2 separate regions of the Homo sapiens genome follow, and region 1 is linked to region 2. Evidence: chromatin loops called from intact Hi-C (ENCODE). Cell type or tissue: sigmoid colon. All regions are shown on one strand. Each heading gives the region's core, and the rest is flanking DNA. Links, peaks and the distances in the headings are about the cores only.

Region 1 (8,341 bases), core at 282-8,281, 210 kb after region 2:
AACATAAATTCTCCAAAGAACTACAGAATATGGGAAGAAATATTAATGTTTCAACCCCTCTATTTTACAGATGATAAAATGGAAACTTAGAGAGATAAAGGGACTTGGCTCAAGGTCCCTTAATTGTCTATCCTCAACGGACTCAGGCTGGAGTGAAATCTAAATCTGCCATTCCCTCTAAATAGTTTTGATGTGCAACAAAGTGATGGAGAAATTAGAAACCAGGAGACAGAAAAACAGCAGCAGGAGGGAGTAGGCAAGGAGCTGGAGAATTCAGTGTTTTATAAACTTTAAATTCCCAACTGCTACACTATAATTCTGTCTTGAGAGTCCATTATAAGGAAGTCATTTTGGTGACTTGGATGAGGTCCATGGAAGATGTGTCTCAGCATCTAATTTGTGAGTGTGTTATAGTGAGATGCCATTAAGATTCTCACAGCCTCTTTGGAATGTGGGATGGGAGGATATGTTTATTTTATAGTTCCACAGTTAATTCTCCTGGTGTCTAGAAGCTTTCATTCATTCATTCACTCATTCATTCAAACACATTTGATGAATGCTCATATTCATTTTGTATAACACACTATGCTAGATGTTTTGCATTTAAAGTTGAATAATTCAAGCCCTGAATTAAACCTTTAAGGTAAAGAAAGCAGCTCCTCACTGCAAATTAAGAAGGCTTGCTTTTAAAACTAGCTCATTTTACATTGATTCAGAACATCAGTTAATTGAAAAAATAACTCTTTTGCCTAGGAATTCAGTGTTCCTGTACAGTTATCAAGAAATAACTTTAGCAATTCCTCTTCTAGGAATTTATCCTAAAGATATACTTGCACATGCTCAAAGATTTATATACAGAATTATTTTACACCATTGTTTGTAGTAAAAAAAAAAAAAAGATTAAACACAAACTATTCAGTAATAGAGAACTGCTATCCACATAATGAAAAAAATGTAGGTGTAAATCAGAACCTGTTCACATCTTATGTATGATAGAGACTTTAGAGAGTTATTTCCAAAAGATATGATATTCTCTTTCTATCTTTTTCTACCTCCCTCTCTCCCACCCTTCTTTCTTCCTTTTTTATCTCTTTCTTTCTCCCCTAACTTTACATTTGGAAAATTTCCAATATACAAAAAAGTTGTAGAATTGCTATTATAAATATTATAAATATATACTTTTCATCTAAATCAGTAATTGTTAATTACAGACACATTTTGTGGAACTATTGGAAAATAAATGTTAGACATCATGGCCTTCATCCCTAAATACAAAGCTCCAGCACCATACTAAAGAAACTTGGCATTGAAACAATAGTATCACTAAATGCAATACAAAATAAAAAGCCACAGCACCATCCTAAAGAAGCTTAGCATTGAAATAATAGTATCATTAAATACAGTTCAAATTTTCTTAGTTATCACAAAAATATTATTTATGACTTTTATTTTTCCAGATCCAGGGTTTAGAATTTGATTACCATGTCTCTTTAGCTTCCATTTGTCTAGTTTGGTCCCCCTGGCTTTTTCTTTCATAATAATTATCTTTTTGAAGCATACCAGCAAGTTGTCTAGTAGAAATTTTTATAATCAGGATTTATCTGATTGTTTCCTCACAACCGGATTCAAATGAAACATTTTTGTGAAAAATATGACAGATATGCTCTTGATAATGCTAATGCTTATTTGGTTCAGATGGTGTCTGCCAGACTTTTCCATTGTAATTCCCTTTGTATTTAGGAAGACATCTATTATGAACTAAATTTTGTCCCCCCAAACTTTGCATGCTGAAGCCCTCATCTCCAGTACCTCAGAACATGACTGTGTTTGGAGACAGAGTCTTAAAAATGGTAATTAAAGTTAAATAAGGTTATATAGGTGGGCTCTAATCCAATCTGACTGGTGTCCTTATAAGGAGAGGAAATTTGAACCCACAAGAGATACCAGGGACATGTGCCCCTGAGGGATGACCATGGGGAGAGGCAGGAAGAGGATGGACAACTGTTTTGCTAAGGAAAGAGGGGTCAAAAGGAGTCAACCCTATTGGCACCTCGATCTTGGACTTCTGTCCTCCAGAACTGTGAGAAAACAAACTTCTGTTGTTTAAGTGACCCAGTCTATGGCATTTTGTTACAGCAGCCGTAGCAAACTAATACGTCATCTGAGGTGTGTTTTGAGACCACATAAATATGTTAACATTTCACTCAGTAGAGTCTGATTGCTACTTCAAGGAAATTTGTAAAAAATTACTAACTTGAATGATAAAATCTTAGATTTGGACCAGCCCTGCGACCTTACAGCCTGCAGTCTCTGTTAATTCTTGCCTTAATTAATTAATTAGTACAATGGATATGGAAAAATAGTCATTTTCTAAATCTAACCTTTCTAATTTTATTATTTGGTGTTCTTCTGAAAGAAGAGTCCTACTCTCTCCCTTTTTTGACTTTATACACTAATTGATTTTAAATGTTTAATATCCATTATTATATTTTGGAGGCTGTAATTACTCCACATCTGATTATCAGAAGCCCCTTCGACTGGCTCCTGTGTACCTTAGAATGTGTGTATCAGTCTTTGAGTATTTCCCTACTTTCCCACACAATAATAAAATGTTCCAAGACCACTTTTTACTTTCTTTGCTTTTGACCTAGAAACAGCCATTTCCCCAAGATTTCCTAACCCCTTTTAGTGAATAAGAGAGTTTAGAAACGAAGACCTAAGCACTCATAAGGTGTACTCATTACTTCTAGCATGGACACAGTCCTGGACCTTGTCTGTGCATAGAGCTAGTTTATCTTTATATTCTTCATTTTAATTCATCAACACAAGGTTCATTGTTATCTCACCCATTTGAAAATTTCCCTTCTCTCATATAAGAGCCCTTGATTCCTGACCATATTCAATTTTCCAAATTTATTTTTCTCTGTTCTGTAATGCAGTCAAAATAGTTTAAGAATAACTACCCCCATATTACCAAACAACAAATAAACTAAGAAAAATTCAGATTTCTTTATAGTTCTTTTTATCTTTAAAACATATCACACCAAGGGTATAGAGTCAGAATATACTGAGTTCGCAAGGTACTTGAATTCATCCTTTTTTTCATTCTCTGCACTTAAATGACAGCAATTTGAGATAGAGTTACTTCACTGGTTTCCACATGTGTCCAGTATTAAAGTTTGATCTCAAGCTCTATTTCAACTGAAAAAGGCAGGGTGCATCGTAGTTTGAATAGTAGGTTTCTATTTGAATTGAAAGGAGGAAAAATTAATGCAATTTTTATTATTCCTTTATTTGCTTGCATTTGCATAAAAATATGCGTGGATGAATATACTAGGAATTGATCCGTAACTCTGGGAAGGGAATTGGGTGATTAGGAGAAGAGCTGGGGGTATACTTTTCACCGTGGGATATTTTTACATTGTGTTGCTTTGTATTTTTAAATTTTTGAAACGTGACTATATTATCCACTAAAAATAAATTAAAAATGTAAAAGAAAAGAATCTACTTTTGCTTCCTCTATTCTTCCCCCTCACAGGCCATTACCCAAGTGTGTTGATACTTCAATGGAGGCACAACTTGGAGGATTTTATCTGATCCCAAGAAACTCCCAATTACGGTTACCTTGACTGCCTTCTGTCCCCTCCACTGGTGAATTATCCAAGCAAGGAGGCTGCATTTTCCAAGCCGTTTGAATCACATCCCCAGGATGTTTCCATGAGCCAGCCAAGTGCATTCTTGAGCTGTGCCTAGATGTACTTGTTAAGTTTCTTAAGAATTTTTAAAATGATTCAGTGCATGCTCTCTCTGAGCTGCATTTTGTCACTTGGAACATTCAACAGATGTATTTGGCTCATGTGCAGTTTTTGATTCTCATAGATGAGGAATTTTTCACTCTCTCTGTTCTTGGTACTTGAGGCATTTTCACTCAAATGCTCTCTGTTGTCTCTCCCTCTCTTTATTCATTCTCTCTCTCTCTCTCTCTGTCTCTCCATTTCTCTCTCCATTTTTAATTTCTTCAGTCTTCTGGGTCTCAGTTGAGCCCCAGGGACCACAGGTAACCCTCTTTAGGACAGTAGCATCTCTGGAAACCTAGCATCACTGCCAAAGTGGAACAAAATTCAAAATAAAAACAGTCTGTGGGCTTGGACATTCTTAATCATGCTTTTTTCCTTAGAAGTTCTTTTAGTCCAAATTACATGGATTATTATTTCTTTCAACTACCTTATGCCATAGCTGACCTAATTATACATTTGTGGTTCTACAGTTTGAATATAATTTGGCTCTGCCAAAACTCATTTTGAGGCTTGGTCCACAGTGTAGCAGTGTTGGAGGTAGGGTCTTTAAGATGAATTAATGTTTTTCTCATGAAATTGGGTTAGTTCTTAAGAGAGTGGGTTGTTATAAAGTGGGTCAACTTCCTTTGTGCCATCTCTTTCCACACACTTGGTTCCCCTTCTGTTTCTCCTCCATCTTTTGATGTGGCACGAGGCCCTCACTGCAAACTGTCAGATGCAGCTGCCCAATTCTGAACTTTGCAGCCTGTAGAACCATGTGCTAAATAAGCTTCTTTTCTTTATAAATTGCCAAGTCTCAGGTATTCTGTTATAGCAACACAAAATGATTTGTGCACATACATGTGTGTGTGTGTTTGTGTGTGCGTGGTGGTATTTTAGTACAATGATGATTGCCTGCCATCTGTTGTTCCAGAACTTAGAAATACAAACTATTTTAAAACACAGAGAAGAAAAACCCAGACACTTTCCTGGGGGTGTGGGGTGGAAGATAATTTTTAGAGGTCTGGCTGGGGGCAGGGGTGAGAGGAGAGCTGAAAGGAGGTATGATGTAAACACAAAGAACCCTATGTCAAGTGTCAGGTTACCTGTATTTGCAACCTGGCTTTTATCATTTTGCTTTTTCATTAATACACACACGCTTTCGCTCATTTATTCAACGTTTATTATCTACCGTATGCAAGGCATTCTTTTGTATGGCCTTAACTAAGCCATTTAACCTCTAAGACATATATTCATTTTTTAATAGATTTTATTTGTTGGAAGAGATTTAGGTCACAGCAAAATTGGGCAGAAGATACAGAGATTTCCCATATGCTCCCTGCCCCCACACATACATAGCTTCCTCCATTACCAATATCCACCAGAGTGGTACATTTGTTAACAATTTATTGACAATTTATTAACACATAATCACCCAGAGTTCAGAGTTGACATTGGGGTTCACTCCTGGTGTTATACATTTTGTGGGTTTGGACAAGTGCATAATATGTGTCTACAATTACAGTATCACAAAGAGTAGTTTCTCTGTCCTAAAAATCCTCTGTGCTGCACCTGTTTGACATCCTCACCCAACCCTTGGCAAGCACTGATCTTTTTACTTTCTCCATAGTTTTGCCTTTTCCAGAATATCATGTGGTTGGAATCATAAAATATTTAGTCTTTTCAGACTTTTTTTTTTTGTGAGACAGAGTCTCGCTCTGTCACCCAGACTGGAGTGCAATGATGGGATCTCGGCTCACTGCAACCTCTGTCTCCTGGGTTCAAGCAATTCTCCCTGCCTCAGCCTCCCAAGTAGCTGGGATTACAGGTGCCTGCCACCACACTTGGCTAATTTTTGTATTTTTTTTTTAGTAGAGATGGGATTTTGCCATGTTGGCCAGGCTGGTCTTGAACTCCTGACCTCAGGTGATCCACCTGCTTCGGCCTCCCAAAGTGCTGGGATTACAGGCATGAGCCACTGCGCCTGGCCCAGACTGACTTGTTTCACTTAGTAATATGCATTTAAGTTTCCACCATTTATTTCCATGGCTTGATAGCTGTTTTTTGTTTTTTTTTTTTGCACCGAATAATATTCCATTGTCTGGATGTGAGGTAAAAGGTGGGACTCGACTCTAGAGGTGAGGCTCAGACTGCAGACCAGATTGAGGACTAGCTGAAATGGAGGAAGCAAAAGCACCTCTCCATAAGACATGCCCACCAGTGCCACATCAGTTTATCATTGCTATGGCAACACCCAGAAGTTACCTCCCCTTTCCATGGCAATGACTTGATTATCTGGAAGTTATGCCCCTTTTTTTTCTGGAAATTTCTGCATAATAGACCCGTTAGTTTGCATGTAATTAAAAGTTGATATAAATCTGACTGCAGAGCTGCCCTTGAGCTGCTGCTCTTGATACACCATGTAGGGAGTGGTTCCTCTCTGTAGGAGCAGTCACGGAGCTATAACACTGCCACCTTAATAAAGCTGTTTCCTTCTACCATCAGCTTGTTCTTGAATTTTTGCCTAAGTGAAGCCAAGAACCCTCCAAGGCCAAGCCCCAATTTGGGAATTGCCTGCCATGCATCAAATGTTCCGCAGTTTATTTATCTAGTCACTTACTGAAGGACATATTGGTTGCTTTCAAGTTTTTGGCAATTGTGAATAAAGCTTCTATAAACATCCATGTACAGATTTTTGTGGAGACAGTGTTTTCACCTGGGTTGATAACAAGGAGCATGATTGTTGGGTTGTATGATATGAGTGTGTTTTGTTTAGTTTTGTAAGAAACTACCAAACTGTCTTCCAAAGTGGCTGTGCCATTTTACATTCTCACTAGAAGCAGATGGGAGTTTCTGTTATTCCACATCCTCACCAGCATTTGATGCTGTCAGTGTTTTGGATTTTGGCCATTCTAATATGTGCATATTTGTGTCTCATTGTTGTTTTAATTTGCAATCCCCTGATGACATGTTATGGAGTATCTTTTCATATGCTTACTTGCCACCTGTGTATCTTCTTTGGTCAGGTGTCTGTTTAGATCTTCTGCTCATTTTTCATTCAGGTTGTTTGTTTTCTTATTGTTGAGTTTTAAGAGATCTTTGTATATTTTATATGAGTCCTTTATTGGATGTGTCTTTTGCAAATATTTTCTCCCAGTCTGTGGCTTGTCTTTTCATTCTTTTGACAGTATCTTTTGCAGAGCAGAAATTGTTATTTTTCATAAAGTTCAGCTTATCAATTCTTCCTTTCATGGATATATATTCATTTTTAAAATGGGGATAGTATTACCTGATTTACATATCTCCTAGTTCTTTGTGTGATAGGTGTGGTATGAGGGTGCTTTCTTTCTTTTTTAAGAAATGTGGTGGTGGTCCACGTCTCTGTTCCATCAAATTCTATTAGCATGGTCATATTTTAGTCACTGAAATGTGACATATTAATCCAGGTGTAAGTTTCAAGAGGCAGCATGAACTCTTTATTTTCTGTCACAGATGCTGGCAATGTTCCATGGAGTAGATACTATATATCAGCCTGAGTCCCAGAGTAGGAATATCTTGGAACACAGCCCTTGGCCCTTCTACAATGGATACATAGCATGAGCAAGAAATAAACCCTCATCACTTTAGGCCACTGAGAATTTGAGGGGTTTTGTTATCTTAGCAAAACCCAGCCTATCCTGTCTGCTACAAAGAATCAGGAAGATATGATAACTTCAGATGATGTGGAGTGCTGTGAAGTAAGGGCATGAAATTGAGCTGACAAGTGAAGTGAGCTTGGGCCCATGTTGGCTAGATGAAGATCAAAACCCTCTGTAGTGGCTCCAACTCTTGCCACAAGATGTGAAGAAAAAAGAATGAGACTGGAGTCCTCTGGGGCACTGGCTCTAGATGCTGGTGCTATCCAGTAGGTTATCTAAGTGAACAGATAATGCTGAATTTCTTGGATGGTTTACAGTCTAATTTTTAGAGCATAACATAACATGGAAGTCAACTGGAACCAGAGGAAATTTTAGTAGAAATTCTGCTTTCTTCCTTTAGATATAAAATGGTTTTCATCTCAAGGAAGGTTATTTCCATTCCAATTAAGTAAAAGCAAGGAATCATGGCCTGAAAGTAGTATATTAATTATTTAAACCTTTGAGTAATTAATTTCTGATCCCAGGTCCCAAAGAGCTCATTGTGGGGCACTGCATTTCTGAGAATGATGAGAATGAGAAGGGAGAGCATATTTATTAAGCATATATTATGTACTAACTTTCATTCTAGGTTTTTACATGTATTGTCTCTTGCGTCTTGATATCAGAACTCTGAGTCTTAGGAAAACAAGATGCAAAGCAGTTAAACACTTGCTAAAAACTTTATCTAGTAAATGACAGAGGAGGATTCAAACCCAGGTCTAGGTGAACTCTAATTCTTCAGCTTTTTGCAGTATCCACTTCTCCTACTCCGTAAGTTGTTACTTAGGTCTAAAAAGTGAAGAAATTGAAATAGAAATTAGATCTACAGAGGCCCAGAGGAATGAATTATTACTTGAAGTTTTAAATAATTAATATACCACTTTTCTG
Region 2 (8,341 bases), core at 137-8,136:
AGTCAGGTTCCAGGGAGGGAGGATCCTTGGCCAGAGGCTTGAGGTTCGGGGGGATCTTTGATTGACATTCTCATCAAGACTGTGTCATAAAGATCGAGGAGTGATTTCCCAGAGGAAAATAAAGGGCTAGTAACAAAAGAAGAGGCTATGAAATCTGGGTTGGAAAAACCAAAAGATGCTCATTACAGGTAGACAGGTGCACATAAAGAGTCCAGATGTAGCTTCAGAAAAGCCATATTTGAGCTCCTTCTCTGTCACTGATTATTTTGGTCATGATTTTTATGGACTTCTTTGTCCACCTATAATATACAGGTATTTAATACCTACCTTACCATATTGTTGAGACAAGTAACTATAAATGCTATAAAAATGACAAGCCGCTATATGATTCGTACCACATTAGTACAAACTACGTCATTCCTTGTGTTCCTGAGTTGCCATCATCTCGTAGATGGTGTGTGTTCTTGTCACTTTGTATGGATTCCCTATGAAGGCACTGATTTGATAGTAAAGCATAAAAACTTTAAACGTCCCATGGAAATGCAAGCATGTCCTAGTCTAATACATTTTTAGGCTCTGAATCCCCACATGGAGCCAATTTGACATCCAGTTGTACATCTAAAGTACCGTTAAAAACCCAACCCTTTATTTACCTAGATTCTCGATTTATCTTGAAATGAAAAGCATTTGCATGGAGAGAACTTCGTGCTTTTCAGCATGCAAAATGTCAAACAGATCTTATCTGACCTGTTGCTGCCCCCGTGCACAGCCCTGAGTGGCTCCAGGATCTGCGTTGACAATATTCCAACGTGTTCAGCTGATGTGCCAAAACCTATTGAAAACCCTAGGTCTGGATTGTGCTAACAGCACCCTTTCAAATTCTTGAAATCCAGGCACATCCTGGGAGGAAAGAGGCCTGCGAGGTGTCTCACTTCTCTTACAAGAGGGATGGGTGAGAAATGAAACCTCCTGGGATCCAGACAAAGCCTTGGGTATTGCTAGAGACATGTGTTTTGCTAATGGACAGACAATTTTGCATAGAGACATTCCAGCTTAACCTGGAGCTGTGCTCTCTGCTGGGATGCTGGCCCTTTCCCATGGGGGCCTTTGCTTGAGAGTCTAAGGACTTTCCAGTGAGAAAACTGATTCTGAGTGAGTACGAGGGTCAGGCACATTCTTCGTTGCCTTTAATAGTTGTTGGAGGAATGAGTAATTCTGAAAGCTGAGTGTGTTATTTATATTTATTTCCTAGCCCGATCTCCCCATGGTTGAGGGGTACTGGGGGGAAGTGTGGATTTCTAGTGTGTGTTGTGGATGTGAAATAAATCTCAGTGACCTATAGTCTTAAGGAAGGCAAGACACAAATGGCGTGGCTTTGGTGCTGGAGTGAAACAGCCAAACGGTGAAGCAGAGAGAGAGAGAGAGGCTGTTTCAATGATCTGTTTCTGCGGGACAGTCTATTCCAAAACAGTGGCTTAACACAACCACCATTGTATTAGTTCTTATGGTTTTGTGGGTGAGGAAGTTGCGCAGGCCCCGGCTGGGTGATTCTTTTGCCTCAAGTGGCGTCTGTTGGGCCATGTGATGGTATCTAGCCAATGCTTTTCTAGGCTAAGATGCCTTCATTTACATCCCCGGCACACTGGCAGGGATGGCTGGAATGCTTGGCTCAGCTGAGTCCTGCTTCTTCTCTGGAGCCTCTCTACTTGGTACTGGGAGGATACTCAGCTTCAACCTGGCAGCTCAGAGCTTCAAGAGACCAAGGCAGCAGCTGCCAGTCCTGTTCCAGGCTGAAATGGAGTGACTTTCACATTCTCTCTTGGTTAGAGTAGTTGCAGGCCAGCCCGGATTCGAAGACAGAGAAAGTAAGCCCAGCTTTAGTGAGAAGGAGGGTCAAAGGAGTTATGGTAATCTTTTATTTTCCATACTGGCATTGTCTCTTCTTCTGCAGGCAGTTTAGAGTAGCTACGGCCTAGGGTGGGTTCCTAGGAAAGCAGTGTTGTCCCTGAGATGGTAGAGCCTGGTTGTTGAGTATAGACAGTGCCCTGATGAGGTAGCTTGCCTGTATGTGACGCGGGGTTCCCCTCATGCAGTGAGGGAGGGAGAGTGGCCGACGCAGGTGTTAGCTGACTGGACTTGGGTGTATCACATGGAGACACCCTTTGGGAACTCCCAGAAGTACTTGGCGGGTGGGAAGGTTGTTGTACAAAAGCTCTATACACCCTCTGCCTGGACCTTGATGTACAAAAGCATATAAAGGCAGCAGAGTCTGGGATATTGCTGTTCATGTCATACTCCATCAATATATCCTCTCCACCTTACGTGCACACCCACTGGCAGATATGGTTTGTGCAGAAGTTGATTATGTGTGTTGAAGATTCAGCGCTAGCCTGACAGTTTCTTGAAGTCCTGTCCCTCAGAGGGCAGCAATGCTGTGCAGGCATGGCTCATCAGACCCCAGTCTCACCTCCGTGGTGACATCACCCGGGATGTAGTGAATCCCTCATGAACACCAAGCTCCTTTTATTGAGGGCTCACTCCTCCATATTGCACTTTCCTGTTTAGTTCTCACAGCTCCATTGAACTACGGAATTCAGACTCTCATTTGTACAGATGAGGAAACAGAGGCCGAGAAATGTTAAGTGATGTGCCAAGCTCACAGAGGGCAAGCGGATCTGAATGTCTGACTGCAATTGTCTTTCTTGAAGGACTCATCTCACGAGGAGCCCTTCCAGGCACCAGCACTGTAAGCTCTCTAAGAGGAGTGTGCTTATTTTTCCTCTGCTGCCAAGGTGTCCTCTACCCAAGCTCACAAACCTGGTAATGGCGCCCTTTCACTTCCTTTTTTTGTTTGTTTGGAGACAGAGTCTCACTCTATCCCCCTCGCCCAGGCTGTACTGCAGTGGTGTGATCTCAGCTCACAGCAACCTCCGCCGCCTCCCGGGTTTAAGCGATTCTCTTGTCTCAGCCTCTCAAGTAGCTGGGATTACAGGTACCTGCCACCACGGGTAGCTACTTTTTGTATTTTTAGTAGAGACGGGGTTTTGCCATGTTGGCCAGGCTGGTCTTGAACTCTTGACCTCAGGTGATCCACCCACCTCGGCCTCCCCAAGTGTTGGGATTACAGGCGTGAGACACTGCACCCAGCCCCCTTTCACTTTCTTTAGCCAAGAATCTGGTGGAATTCCTGCAAGACAAATGCTCTTTGCGTGTCATGTTTCCTAGTCTGACATGGTCCTGCCGGGTTTCAGCAGGTCTCATCCATCGTGAGATGATGCTAAAGGAGATCGAAGCAGGGTCTTTTGGTTTCTAATTCCTTTTGTTTCTAAAACAGCCTCGCTTAAGTTCTCCCACTGGTGGACTCCCAGGAAAAGAGGTTGGTTTTTCGGGCTTTTGATTGAGCTTCTGATCATAGATTCTGCTGCACACATGGGAATTGTGATGGGGACGTACCCAACTGCTGACTGGTGTCTTTGCCCCACACAAAGATTTCATCCCTATTGTTTGGGGCATTCTCTATTTTTAAAAACTGTCATCCCTCAGATGGCACATCTATTGCTATTTCTTCAAAATCCATTTGAAGAAGTCGTTTTTAAATGTGTTGGTGTGTGTTCAGAGTTCAGTATCCTCCAGAAATCAATTTTGAGGAATTCCACCTCCAAGTTCTACCTCCAAATAGTTGGAACAGGTTGGAGCTCCAGCTATTGCCTGGCAGTGCACATAACTGGGCAGCTGACAGCTGAAGGCTGTCATCAAACCTTCCGCTTTTATCCCACCCTTCCTTCCTCTCTCCCTTGCCTTCTCTTCTTGCCCCTCCACATACCTTACAATACCCACAAAAGTAAAACTCTGCAAATGTTCGGGGTCCTGGTATAAAGTGAGAATGAGCTCCTGTCATGTGCCATCCAAACAACCAAACTCAGTCTCCTCTATCTTCCCTGCTTTCAGCTGATTGTTCTTGCTGGCACACAGCTGTGAGATACAGTTTCTCCACTGGAAAGCCTTCCCCATTGCATATGGTGGACAATCCATTGTGCTCACATGCATTCAAGGATCTTCGCATTCCCACTCCAGCTTGTCTTTCAAGGCTTACCTCTCCCATGTTAGGACAAACCAGACTATTCACCTTCTTCACAATGCTTTCGACCTCTGTGCCTTGCTGGTATTATTTGTCTGTCTAGAATGCCCTTCTTTACCATATTTCGTTGTCAAAAGCTAACCAGTTTCTCTAAGCCATGCACAAATTTTTGTCTTCTCAGAGAATCCTTCCTTGAATTTCACAGCCTGAGTAAATCTCATATTTCTCTATGTTCTCATAGCATTTTCTAAGTACCTTTTTTATAGGCCTTCTTACATTCTTACACACAGAGGCTGGCATGCTTGGAAATGTTTGCTGAGCTGTGAATCAGTTATTTGTGTGCGTGACTAATTAATTACTGATGTTCAGGTTTGTAATTTTAGTTCAGAGACTATGCTCTTGCTTATCTTTGGGGCCTTTTCTGAAAACCAGTAGTAGGTGCTCAATAATTGCATAGAGTTAAATGATACTGGTTAGCGCACATATTTCTTCCCTTCTGGAATTGATTTAAATTTTCTTAAAATGTTTATAATTTTCAGTCATTTAAAAAAAGAGACAAATTTTTGCTATTCAAAAGTAGACAATCCCTGGTTTACATATTTGTTGAATAATTGGCCCATGAATCTGAGGCACGAATTTTTATTTCAATGTGAGCATGGCATTTACTGCCACTGGGTGGCAGTGTACCCCAATTACAAGACTGTCTAAGTGACTACTAGACCCTGATAAGTGCTAAAATTACAAACCAGAAGTTACAAAGTGACAGTCTGTAACAACTCACATCTAGATTCTATTTTAGTGACAGAGATTCTAGTACAATACCATAATACTTAAATACTTCCTAAAATTAATATCTTCGGGTATGTCACTATTCTCCTGTTGAATATGTCTTAATTATCTTGTACTTATGGATATAGAATAGAGATGTAAATCTTATGGAGAATTGCCAGAAAATTAACCACTGGCAACGTTTTATGAAGGATGTTTTAAATGTTTAAGATAAGGTGTTCGCATATGGCTACACAGGTTTAACCCCTCACTGTGATTTCCAAAATCTGTGCAGAAGGAAGAGTTCTATGTACATTTTCTACTCCTCCAGAAAGTAGTGCAAATATGATTCTGAAAGTAACAAGGAACATTCTGGAAAAATCAAAGCCCACAAACCCAGGAAGCACCAGCTGTGGGAGTGTTGTCAGCAGGGGCAGTTTGATAGTCTGTGGGAGGAAGCAAAGGTGATTTTGGAAGCTGGGTCTGGATACGAGTCACATTTTCTAAACTCGCATTTGTCCTTGCACATGCTAGGTCATGTCACTCAGGTTGTAACCAGAAAAGATGAAGCCGTGTTTTGCATTTGAGGGGAGTGGTGGAGAGAAGCAGCAGCAGCAAGATCAGGGACCTGCAGAATCAAGAAGCTTCTCTTGGATGAGGAACTAGGTTGCTGGGGACTCGTCCTTGGGCAGAGTGCATATTCTTGGTGTCTCCTTTTATGTAAGATTTTTGCTACTGCAGAGGTAAAAGGAGCTGCTTAATGGTGCCTTTATCTGCCAACCTAATTTCAGAGCTAAAGTTGGGAAGCTTGAGTGTCGTGGGAACACTGGGAGTGGCAGTCATTAAGCACTGCAGGGTTACCGAGAGGCTTGTCTTCTTTGTTCAAATGACTTAAGACAAACTAGGGAAAGAACATGACTATATATTTGATGCTTAGAGGAATCTGATTGCACAAAACTTTATTGATAATCAAAATTTATTTATAATTATATATTATAATTTAAATATATTATAACACATTTTGTAATTCTATTATAATGATTTACATCTTGTAATTTATTTATAATTAAGAGGGCACCTTCATGTGGGGAAAGTTGGCGTCTTGTAAGGAGAACATTTACTAAGGCCATATCGTATCAGCTGCAAGACCTGCTTTGAGTTCAGCATCATTTAGCACCATTAGTCCAGAATCCTTCTGGCTAATAGCTCTTGCACTGACAAATGAAATAACAAACAACACAAAGTGCTACTCTTACAGAACCAGCGGTGTGATTACCAGACTCTTATGGGTCCTATTACATAGTGAGTTCACTTAATCCTCCCAACACCTGTATGTGACAATTGTGATAATCTCTGTTGTAAAGATAAATAGCACGAGGCTCAGGGAAGTTAAATAACCTGGTTAAGCTCAGACAGCCAGCCAGCTGTGAAACTGGGACTCAAATCATTGTTTCTGATCCAGCCTTGGTTTTCCCAAGGTGATCAAACTTTGGAGGACAGATGGGCCACGGGAGGAGGCGAGCAAATGTTTGTTGGCACGCCAGCCACACTGCACAAGTCCCAGAGATGCCATTCGGATAGGATATCACTGCGCATGCTCTATTCTGAGACTAGTACCCCTGAATGGGGGCAGCACCGTGAGTCTGTTTGTTTGACTACCTTCTGATGTTGTCAGGGATAATTCAAGAAGCTACCATTTTTGCATACTATAAATTATATTGTCAGAGCCACAGTAAATAATTATGTCCACCTCTCTGGAGTGTTGAGGTGTTTCCTTGATCAGTATCTTGATTTTATCTACCTGCCTGGCTCCTAGAAACTAAACCATTTGAGATTTTCTTAGTCAGAGTCTATGGTGACATTCCTTGCATATGCAGGCACCAAATAAGAATAAACTTAATGGTTAATGTGGAATAACTGTTTATTACGTGCCAAGTGCTTTCCATACACTGTCTCATTCAACCATCACAATGAGTTTTTCCTTAACTCTTTGTTTTATGGGTGAGGAAATGGAGTCTTAGAGAGACGAACAGGCTGCTAAATGACAGAGTCAGGGCTTGAACTCATGACTCCACAGCCCATCTCTAATCAGTACTCTCTGCTACGTTGGTTAATGATGCAATTTTACTTCAGGGGATGGAGATAATATTGTCAGAAAGGACTTACTAGCTCAAGGGAAACAAGTCCATCTGTCTTAGAAAGTCCAGCTTAGACAATTTTTGAACCATACTAAACTGTATAACAATCTGTTCACCACCAGCTGTATGATCTTAAGTACATTATTTAATTTTCCTGTGCCTGTTTTCTCATCGGTAAAGTAGGGATAATAATAGTAACTACTTAATATTACTGCCAGGAATAAATGAGATAATGTACGTAAAACACTTAGCAAAATGCATGGCACATAGCATTAATAAATGCATTAATAAAATGCTTAATAAATGTGAGCTATCATCAGCAGCAGTGGCATTGTCACCATCATCCTTAACATTAGGTAAAAGCTACTTACATTTTAGCTACTGTGCTCAAGAGGAAGCAAGAAGGTAAAAATGATGTTAAGTCAATAAAACCAAGATACAAAGACAATATCTTTTGAGATTTGACATGTAAACAATGAGCCTCTTCAGGAAACAGAAATGGTTGAAGACCCTAAAGACCAAAGTGTCCCAAGGACCCTACTTGGGGAAGGTGTCTTTGAGTTCAGCTGCAGAACTTCCTGAGCATTCTGGAAGTTCCTCACCATCGCTGCATTTGGACCAGATGATGTGAGAGTCTCAGGTATTCCTCGCCTAATGGGTGTTTGCTGTTGGAAAGCTCACGTATACTTCCACTTAAAAAGTTTGTTGTGTAAATCCAAGATCTTTCTCAGAGAGAACAGTATCAGCAGGAGAAAGCTATCCTCAAGATTGGAGCTCATTCGTTCACTCATTGAATTTATTGCGCATTTTTTCTGGGCACTACAACTAGGAAGATTAAGAGATGGCCACATTCTTCAAGGAAGTCACAGACTGGGAAGGGAGAGAAATGTTATTAAATAATTACAAAATAGTGTCATGCCAGCAGTGTGCTAAGGAAGATGGTGGGATAAAGCAGGGAGAAGGCCAGGTTTCCTCCTGGGCTCTGGGAAGGCAGGATCTCAACAGTGTGCGCTCCAAAGGCCTTGACTGTTGTGCGCTACACTGTTAGCCCTACAAGTTTCCCCCACCTGCTGCCTCCAGAAGACAGGCTGCCCTTCTTCTCCTAGGTTGCTGCAAGAATAGCCATGCTCTCTGCCGAGAGATCCGCCCTCAGTGCTTTCCCTTCAGGGGTCTAAGGGGGGCCGCCTGGAGCTACAGCCTTTGCCAGATCTTGGGGTTCTTGGAAAGGGGGCACACATGGTAATTTGGCCAAATCTGGGCAGCAAGGTAGGCTTCCTAGACCTGGGAAGCGGGAAGCTAAGAGCCAAGCAAGGTCTCTGCTGTGTCTTAGTTGAGGTAGCAGCATTTTCCACTTAAG

The links. Peaks named below come from ENCODE experiments on the same cell type or tissue, not always from the same donor. Only the 100,000 strongest peaks of a DNase experiment are listed, where the experiment ranks them.
Region 1: a loop joins it to region 2, with 2.0 times the contacts of the local background. A loop is called at or near these places in 2 of 110 quality-filtered maps.

Annotation. Positions count from the first base shown.
Region 1 is chr17:12,459,540-12,467,880 of GRCh38, forward strand. No RefSeq gene overlaps it. Among named protein-coding and RNA genes, the nearest start is that of LINC00670, 86 kb to the right of the region's middle. In sigmoid colon, for the core only: no CTCF peak of the experiment used is centred there; a DNase peak (open chromatin) is centred at 3,712.
Region 2 is chr17:12,251,823-12,260,163 of GRCh38, forward strand. No RefSeq gene overlaps it. Among named protein-coding and RNA genes, the nearest start is that of MIR744, 170 kb to the left of the region's middle. In sigmoid colon, for the core only: a CTCF peak has its summit at 4,754 (motif pointing right); a DNase peak (open chromatin) is centred at 4,759.